2 separate regions of the Homo sapiens genome follow, and region 1 is linked to region 2. Evidence: chromatin contacts called from ENCODE Hi-C or POLR2A ChIA-PET data. All regions are on one chromosome and are shown on one strand. Each heading gives the region's core, a stretch centred on a gene start or an enhancer-like site at or near the end of the contact. The rest is flanking DNA. Distances are from core to core; before and after follow the strand shown.

Evidence for each region. Hi-C counts contacts between places; a loop is a spot of excess contacts on that map. ChIA-PET counts read pairs that join two places held with the same protein, here RNA polymerase II (POLR2A). Pooled maps may share reads with other maps.
Region 1: a loop to region 2 is called in a map of dorsolateral prefrontal cortex, with 4 times the contacts of the local background. The contact joins the promoter of ETS2-AS1 here to the enhancer-like site in region 2. A Hi-C loop is called at or near these places in 4 of 168 maps with a recorded cell type or tissue (IMR-90, aorta, dorsolateral prefrontal cortex and 1 more) and 5 of 50 pooled maps. POLR2A ChIA-PET finds 5 or more read pairs at or near these places in 2 of 52 experiments (MCF 10A and activated CD4-positive, alpha-beta T cell).

Annotation. Positions count from the first base shown.
Region 1 is chr21:38,935,532-38,940,251 of GRCh38, reverse strand. It overlaps ETS2-AS1 (ETS2 antisense RNA 1), which reads left to right and starts at 1,823. Exons shown (of 4, transcript NR_120405.1): 1 at 1,823-2,442.
Region 2 is chr21:38,828,381-38,833,388 of GRCh38, reverse strand. No RefSeq gene overlaps it. Among named protein-coding and RNA genes, the nearest start is that of ETS2, 25 kb to the right of the region's middle. RefSeq lists enhancers at 1,670-1,859, 849-2,048. Within about 2 kb of position 1,713, at least 15 of the 41 ENCODE cell types and tissues checked have a DNase peak (open chromatin) inside an H3K27ac peak, as active enhancers do.

The DNA of each region.
Region 1 (4,720 bases), core at 574-3,073, 110 kb before region 2:
GCCACCGCACCCGGCCCTTAATTTTTAAAATATACTTTTTCCCACTAGAAATCCCAGGCCAGCTTCCCAAGTTCTCACTTCCACATGTCATATTGGCATCACTTTTGAGGACTTCAATGGAAAAAAAAATAGAGATAAATAAATGTTGAAATCCTCAATTTTCTTGGCAAACAAATTATCCATATCTACAGGTAGATATAGATACCTGTATATCTTCTATAAATATCTTCAGAATTTTATATCTATCTGATTGATTGATCGATATAGATACATATCCTTTTTATTGAGGGGCCAATGTCTAACACCTATGAATGGCAATAACACCAATAATAATGGACCATATTAATAATACTAGATTTTTTTTTTCTGGAGCCATTTATGCCCCCGGACCTCTTTGGCAGTCTGTGAAACCTGTGGGCCAATTTTCAGAATCAGATTTTTGAATGCACAAAATAAAACACACAGGTTATAAAGGAAACCACTTACATTAAGATTAAGATACCATTATAAAACAATGAATGAGGTAGCAACACATGTGCTATTAATATACCATAACCAGATCTATAACAAGCCTCGGAGGTGGTACTAATAACCTGGGAATTTTGAAGCAGTGATGGGCATAAGTGGTGGACAGGCATAACATGGAATGAGATGATCCAGTGATTTTTACTGGTGTCAAAGTCACAAGGATGCTAACACGCCACTGTGCTTGTTGCCTAGGTACCTATTGAAAGGAAATGATACATTTCAGTTAAAGGCTAGCGAAAATAAAAATGTAATTTTTACCCTTTAAGTTCCTGGATCCAGGTTTAGAGGCCCCTGCCTGCGTCATTCCTTCCCCCTTCCCTTCATTCCTTCTCCTTCCTGCCTGCTTCTAGGGTGAAAACCAGGAAGGCAGGTCTGTCACCCCAGCACCAGAGCCCCTTTATCTAAAAGATCCACAGTCGATTCTCCCTGGCCATGCCTAATAATGCATTGATTTTTGCAATGATCTGAATATCTGTGTCCCCATAAAATTCATATGCTGAAATCCACACCCCCAGGGTGATGATATTAGGAGGTGGAGCCTTTCGGAGATGACTAGGTGGTGAGGGGAGAACCCTCATGACCGGGATTAGTGATCCCATGAAAGAGACCCCAGAGAGACCCCTCACCCCTTCCCATGTGAAGTTAGGGTGAGCAGAGGCCATCGGAGAGGAAGCCTCCCTCACCAGAACTGACTCCGCCAGCGCCTTAATCTCAGACTTCCAGCCTCTAGAACTGCAGAAAATACATTTCTGTTGTTCATAAGTCACCTATGGTATTTTGTGATAGCAGCCTGAACAGACTAAGACATTTTCGTCTCAAAGACATTATAATTTACATGAAGTTAATGTGTCTCGGCAGACGAAGGAAGCTCACGCCTTGTGAAGGAGGTGGCTTGTGGCTATTACCTTAGAATCTCATCAAGTGCTACTTGGATATAAATTTCCTATAGCCCAAATTGTGAGAAGTGGCCAGTGTGGGTTCACAGACTGCCTCGGAGAGGGGCACATGTAGCCCCGAGGGTTTACAAACGCTTGTTCCCAGCAGCGATGATGAAGACCCCACACCAAATCCGAGTTAATTAAAGTGCTTTATTTAATCATCTGTGGTGTTGCTGAGGGAGATGAAGGTGATGCTGAATGCGGGAGCCCGGGTAAGGCAGGAAGTGGAGAGTCATGTTACCATGGCAACAGTGTCCCTGGCCTGCAGTGTGAATGAAGCTCTGGCTCTGAAGACCTCTGTGGTTTTAAAATGCCATCTATGTGAATATGACATCAATTTGTCACAACAAATCTAAATAGAACCTACTGGGGAGGGACAGAGACCCAGAGACCCAGAGGGAGACACTGACACAGAGAGAGTGATAGAGAGAGAGAGGCAAAGTCACAGAGACAGAAAGAGGAGGGGAGAGGGATGGAGAGAGACAAAGTCACAGAGATAGATGGAGGGGGAAGAAGGGAGGAGGCAGAGAGAGAGAGGAGAAAAACAGAGAGACGGTTGACAGATTAGGAGAGGTGCTTCTGGTGCTGCTGGTTGTGCTAGGAAAAGACATGTTTCTCTTTGGACAGATGTGCTGCCAGTGCTGGAAGTAGGCTGACTGTGTCTCTCTCCCTGCTCTGAGCCTGGCACCAGATTTGGCAAAACCAGACAGAGCAAAAGCTGCTTCCAGCCCACAGCACCCAAGGCTGGTCTCCTCTTTCATCGCAGGGCTGCTATGTACAGTTGCACAGGCTGTGCCCTGCACCAAGCACCCAGAAGAGGATACAAGAGCCTGCCTGTGCTCCTTGAAGTATCCCTGAGCCCTGATGAACACCTGTGTCTACGTGGAGAGAGGGGAGCCTCTGCTCACATGAGCAAAGGCAACAGGGGGGGACTGCAGAGGCCTGTTCCCTCCCACAGTCTCTATTTTGCAATAAGGTGGGTGGAAGGCTCTTCCAGATGTATTTACATGCAACAGTAACCTCTTACCCTTACCTCCTTACCTTTGATGAAGACAGTAAAGACCAGCTCCCTGACAAATAGACAGAAATGCATGGCGATTGGAAGAGAGTCTTGGGACCTGCGTAGACTTGAGGTGTGTCCTTGATGTTCCTGTCTTGGGGTTGGTGTGAGAAGCCTGTGGTTTCTTCATGGGAGAGGAATGTCAGCTCTGCCGTCATGAGCTGATTGTTCAGATAGGAGACTTTAGCCCACAGAGCCTCAGTGCACTCATCTGTACAGTGGGGTGGTTTGGAATCACCAATTCATAGCAAAGGTTGTTGTGAGGATTCAAAGAGATGCATCATGTTAAGTGAGTGAGTGTGTGTGTGTGTCTGTGTGTGTGTGCATGTGTGCAGAGCCCTGACATCCCAGGGCAGGCCACCTTGACCACACACAGCTATGCATATTTCGTGCCTGAGATTGCCATGGGTGCAGAGCCCTGGCCACACTCATGGGACTGGCTTCGGCCTGAGCCTTGGCACCATCAGAGTGGGTGCTACAAGGTGCTGTCCAGACATGAGAAAACTTGGATTTGCTAAAATTCCTGCCGCCTCAGGCTGACCTGACCCCTGCTCCCAGGAAGAGGTGTTTGCCCTTTCCTTCCTCCTGTGGCACCAGCCTGATGGGGGGAAGCACAGATCCGACGCTTTGACTGGCAGGACCTCTGATGCCACACGTGCCTTGGGAACTCGTGTCCAGGTGGGAGAGTCAGGCTGACATGGGCTCCTGCAGCAGGTCAGACAAGCCCAAGTTGAGGGCCTGCTCTGCCAGCCATATGACCAGAGTTAAATTCACCGGCCTTGAGTCCCTGCTTCCTCATCTGTGAAATATGGAACAAAACAACCTTGATACCTGAGGTTGAGACGAGACAGAGAAACGATGTGGGGGGTGGAAGTTCCTCCCACAGCTTCTAAGAAATGATCATTCCATGCTAATATGTTGGTTGCTGTCAACCTATGTGATGGGTTATGGCTATGCTGTGGGGAGGAGCTTGCCCTTCTCTGAGGCTCGGTTTCCTCTGTGGGCCAAGGACTGGAGGGGTCTTGGACACTGCGAGCCCTAACAGAGTTGAAAACATGAATCCCAGAAAATGGCATGCACCATGATAACCTTTTATAAAAATATGAAAAAACTAAAACTAAAGAGTGTGTTTTTAGGAATACCTACCCAGGATAAAACTACAGTGTTCAAAAAAAAAGGCCAAACACAGGTTCAGCCCAAGTGGTGCCTCTAGAGGAAGAGGGAGCTGTAAGTGGGTGTGAATTGGTGCTAAGGCTCAGGACACATGGTGTTGGTGACCTCGCTGGGCTGAGAGTATGCAGATGCCTGTGGATGTGCACATACTTACATGTGCTTCCAGTAGGAAGAGGGTGGTAATCTATTTCTGTGAACCTGACATTGGAGAGAGAGAGACGGAGACAAACACAGGGACAGAAACAGACAGAGACAAAGAGAGACAGAGGGAGGAGAGAGAGAGAAAGTGTTCGGAGCCGTTTTTTTCCAGTCTTTCAGGAGCGGCCTGCATCTCACCTTTGGTTCCGTGGAAAGGAGCACTGTTGCCATACACAGCTGTTGAGATTCATGTAAACAAAGGTCCGTGCGTGCTAAGCAGAGTTTGGAGAATGGGTCCTGGAGACCATGCATTATAATTGGGTAGTAAGAGAACGTAAGTAGTGGCTCAAATATTTCAGCAAGGTTTCAAAAGAAATATGATTTACAAAAATGTCATTTGGTGGCTCTATGGTCCAAAGCTGCTTATTTTTCAGAGGAATGAACTCCATTTATTTAGTAAAAGGAACAGAAAGGAATATTCCGGTGCATGAAGCAGGTGCGTGCCTGGAGCTTTGCTTTTTGGAGGTTGCCTCACTTCAACCTCGCAGCAAACTCCGTGAAAGCTTAGACCTCATTGTGTACAGTGGTTAAGGGTGCAGGGGCCCAACAGTGAGTGCTATGGAGGACATGAAGCTACGGGAGACCCCTCACTGTGGGGGCCCCGTCAAATGGTAGGCACTTAGGAAGACCAGCATGGCAGTTTCATGTAAAATGAAACACACACCACTCCCATGACCCAGCAATTCCACTCCTAGGAAGGGTTTGCCCAAGAGAAATGAAAACGTGTGCACCGAAGGACCTGCCCAAGAGTGTTTACAGCAGGTTGATGCATCGTAGCCAAAAACTGGAACCCAAGAGTTAGCCCACAGGCAAATGATAGCAA
Region 2 (5,008 bases), core at 464-2,963:
GACACTTTGTTATAGTAGGTAGTCCTGGGGCATTGATACAGGAGACAGGGCATGGGAGGTGATGACCACCAGGAGGAGCAGAGACAGAAAAGGTGAAGCAAGCAAAAGGAGTGGGGTGTGTGTGTGTGTGTGCATGCGTGCACATATGCACATGTGTGTTAGTGTATAAGTGTGCGTGTGTGTGTGCATGTGAATACCTGTGTGCACACACGCACATGTGTGTATACATATGTATGTCTATGTGTGTCTCTGGAAGTGTGACTGCACACATGTATGTGCAAGTGGGTTGTGTGTGTGCATGTGTGTTCTTGGGATCCTGAACTGTCTTAATCCCAACTGAAGGGCTGATTTACAGAGACACTTAAGCACATGTGACCCCGGCCCCCATCACAGTGTTGGGTAGGGTGATGCCCTGTGGCCTCTTGTTGTGATACAATTGCTGACATGCAGCGATCAGGAGCAACTGGTTATTTTGGCTCCACCCACAGACATAGTTGAAGTGCTGGGCTCCACACTTCTCACTTTAGGGAGACTCCTATACCATTGCCTCTTTCCTCCAGGGCTCCTTCACTAGGAAGTGGCTTCCAGAAAGCGTGGGCAGCCTGGCTTCCAGTGATCTGCAGATTCCCAGAGGCTGATATTGAACCATGGTTGGGATTTGCTCTGGGGTCCATACATAGCTTGAGAAAACAGAAGCCCCAAGGTATGCAAATTTGACCCAAAATACAAGTCTGATTCCTGAGGACCTGAGAATTAGAAATGAGATGCTAATTCCTTAGGATGAGCTTCATCCAGAGGGTGGGAAGGCGTGGAGCACCTGCAGCACTATTGACAACTACTAGGGTCAACAGGAAGCCAAAGGAGGGTACCCTGTGAGGGAACATCCGGCCACTCAGCTGAGCTCCAGCCCTCTGAGCCCTCCCCTATTCCCAAGCCACAGTCTGCATCTCAGGCACAAGGAATCAGGGACCACGGATGAGTCAGGATAAGCCTCTCCAATTTCTTTTTAGGGGGTTCACCTCTCCGAGCTTCAGTTTCCACATCTGTAAAATGGGCATAATAAAACCAATCTCCCAGGGTCACAGGGAGGTGTAAGTGAGATGACAGATGAAAGTGAGCTTTGAAAATGGCGCCATATTTCCCAATTAACTAATTACATGCTTACACTGCAATGAAAAATAACCTCTTCCAGAACCAAATTGGGTGGAGTTTACCAGCAAATCATAAAAGTGTTTCTCATCAGAGCTTTACAGGCTACAGCAGACAGGCAATCTTTTTTGCTTAAGAGCTCATTTTTTTGTTTACTTATCTTCGTTTGCTCCCACCTCCACTTTCTTTCCTCCAACCAACCCACCTTCCTCCGGGCCACAGTCTTTGCTGGATCTGTGCTTCTGACCTTATGCCACTCAAACATACATGTGTGCTGAGCCCCAGGTCTATGTCTGGACAGTATGAAGCCATAGACACAGAAACAGCTAGCAAGAGTCAGATGTGGTAATCCCAGGCAGTTTTGCCATCTGAACATGACTTTGAGAAATGGGGAGGGGGCAGTTACTCATAGTACATGGAACAGAGGTCATGTCCATTCCAGTTGCCAAGATGTCATCACCTCAGCTATGACCAAAAATGGTCTTTCCCCTAATGTTAAATTTCAAGCAGAAGTCACATGTCCAGACTCCGCCCAGGAGTTACAAAAGAGTTGCACAATAAGGGGTTTCCCCCTGCACTGCTTCAAGACTCACCCTTCTGTTTTGCTGTTACAGAAAAGACAGATTAATATCTGGCCCAGATTATGAGATTCTTGCATCTGTTCGAACTCAGCTAGCTGCCAGCAGCTGCTGTAAATGAGGGCTGTGTGTTCTTTGGGTAGGAGGTTCCTGATAATTTAAAATTCAAATCAAGGGCTGTGGCCTCTGGTTTGTGGAAGGAGGAACTAGAAACTTGAAGGAGCCCTAGGTAGCATCTGGGGCAGCATTTATAATGACTTCAACCAAACATGACAGGGTTATTTTGGCCAGAGGACAACACCAGAAAACAGAAGACCAGGGTTTGAGTCTTGGTTCAGTTAAGTACTTGTTTCATCACTGAACTCTGCCCCTGGATTTCTTCTGATGAAAATGGAGACATGATTGTCTGGGATCCATATTTTCTTTGCAGATCCCCTGGCTCAAACACACCTTCCTTGGCGTGCTCTGTTCAAATAGCACCCCCATCCCAGGTTACTGACTTTACACAATCTTATACCCCCAATAGATCAATCCCCCCAACAGCCACAAATGACCTGGCTTTATGGAGGGGAAACTGAGGCAGAGAGTGATTAAATTGCATACCCAAGGTCACAAATAGTGCCTGACAGACCCAGTGACAGTGATAATCCAAGGTCCATCTCCAAATCACAACAAATCCTCCTGTTAACTTGCTTGATATTTCAGGAGAGGTGATGGGGCAGCTTGCTCCCTCTACCTCTTGCCACAGTTCCTGCTCCACTTCCTCTGGCCCTCAAGCCCTGTGCTCCCGCCCAGCAGCCCCATTAAAGCCTGAATCATTCCCAGTGACAAGTGTCCACCATGTGGAGTTCTGGAGCCCTATCAGGAAAGAAAGCTGGTAGGGTGTTATTTCTGAGGGCTCTGTTCTGTTCCATTGATCTATATCTCTGTTTTGGTACCAGTATCATGCTGTTTTGGTTACTGTAGCCTTGTAGTGTAGTTTGAAGTCAGGTAGTGTGATGCCTCCAGCTTTGTTCTTTTGGCTTAGGATTGACTTGGTGATGCGGGCTCTTTTTTGGTTCCATATGAACTTTAAAGTAGTTTTTTCCAATTCTGTGAAGAAAGGCATTGGTAGCTTGATGGGGATGGCATTGAATCTGTAAATTACCTTGGGCAGTATGGCCATTTTCACGATATTGATTCTTCCTACCCATGAGCATGGAATGTTCTTCCATTTGTTTGTATCCTCTTTTATTTCCTTGAGCAGCGGTTTGTAGTTCTCCTTGAAGAGGTCCTTCACATCCCTTATAAGTTGGATTCCTAGGTATTTTATTCTCTTTGAAGCAATTGTGAATGGGAGTTCACTCATGATTTGGCTCTCTGTTTGTCTGTTGTTGGTGTATAGGAATGCTTGTGATTTTTGCACATTGATTTTGTATCCTGAGACTTTGCTGAAGTTGCTTCTCAGCTTAAGGAGATTTTGGGCTGAGACAATGGGGTTTTCTGGATATACAGTCATGTCATCTGCAAACAGGGACAATTTGACTTCCTCTTTTCCTAATTGAATACCCTTTATTTCCTTCTCCTGCCTAATTGCCCTGGCCAGAACTTCCAACACTATGTTGAATAGGAGTGGTGAGAGAGGGCATCCCTGTCTTGTGCCAGTTTTCAAAGGGAATGCTTCCAGTTTTTGCCCATTCAGTATGATATTAGCTGTGGGTTTGTCATAGATAGCTCTTATTATTTTGAAATATGTTCCATCGATACCTAATTTATTGAGAGTTTTTAGCATGAAGGGTTGTTGAATTTTGTCAAAGGCCTTTTCTGCATCTATTGAGATAATCATGTGGTTTTTGTCTTTGGCTCTGTTTATATGCTGGATTACATTTATTGATTTGCGTATATTGAACCAGCCTTGCATCCCAGGGATGAAGCCCACTTGATCATGGTGGATAAGGTTTTTGATGTGCTGCTGGATTTGGTTTGCCAGTATTTTACTGAGGATTTTTGCATCAATGTTCATCAAGGATATTGGTCTAAAATTCTCTTTTTTACGGCTACCTGATCTTTGACAAACCTGAGAAAAACAAGCAATGGGGAAAGGATTCCCTATTTAATAAATAGTGCTGGGAAAACTGGCTAGCCATATGTAGAAAGCTGAAACTGGATCCCTTCCTTACACCTTATACAAAAATCAATTCAAGATGGATTAGACTTAAACGTTAGACCTAAAACCATAAAAACCCTAGAAGAAAACCTAGGCATTACCATTCAGGACATAGGCATGGGCAAGGACTTCATGTCTAAAACACCAAAAGCAATGGCAACAGAAGACAAAATTGACAAATGGGATCTAATTAAACTAAAGAGCTTCTGCACAGCAAAAGAAACTACCATCAGAGTGAACAGGCAACCTACAGAATGGGAGAAAATTTTCGCAACCTACTCATCTGACAAAGGGCTAATATCCAGAATCTACAATGAACTCAAACAAATTTACAAGAAAAAAACAAACAACCCCATCAAAAAGTGGGCGAAGGACATGAACAGACACTTCTCAAAAGAAGACATTTATGCAGCCAAAAAACACATGAAAAAATGCTCACCATCACTGGCCATCAGAGAAATGCAAATCAAAACCACAATGAGATACCATCTCACACCAGTTAGAATGGCCATCATTAAAAAGTCAGGAAACAACAGGTGCTGGAGAGGATGTGGAGAAATAGGAACACTTTTACACTGTTGGTGGGACTGTAAACTAGTTCAACCATTGTGGAAGTCAGTGTGGCGATTCCTCAGGGATCTAGAACTAGAAATACCATTTGACCCAGCCATCCCATTACTGGGTATATACCCAAAGGACTCTAAATCATGCTGCTATAAAGACACATGCACATGTATGTTTATTGCGGCATTATTCACAATAGCAAAGACTTGGAACCAACCCAAATGTCCAACAATGATAGACTGGATTAAGAAAATGTGGCACATATACACCATGGAATACTATGCAGCCATAAAAAATGATGAGTTCATGTCCTTTGTAGGGACATGGATGAAATTGGAAATCATCATTCTCAGTAAACTATCACAAGAACAAAAAACCAAACACCGCATATTCTCACTCACAGGTGGGAATTGAACCAATGAGAACACATGGACACAGGAAGGGGAACATCACACTCCGGGGACTGTTGTGGGGTGGGGGGAGGGGGGAGGAATAGCATTGGGAGATATACCTAATGCTAGATGACGAGTTAGTGGGTGCAGCACACCAGCATGGCACATGTATACGTATG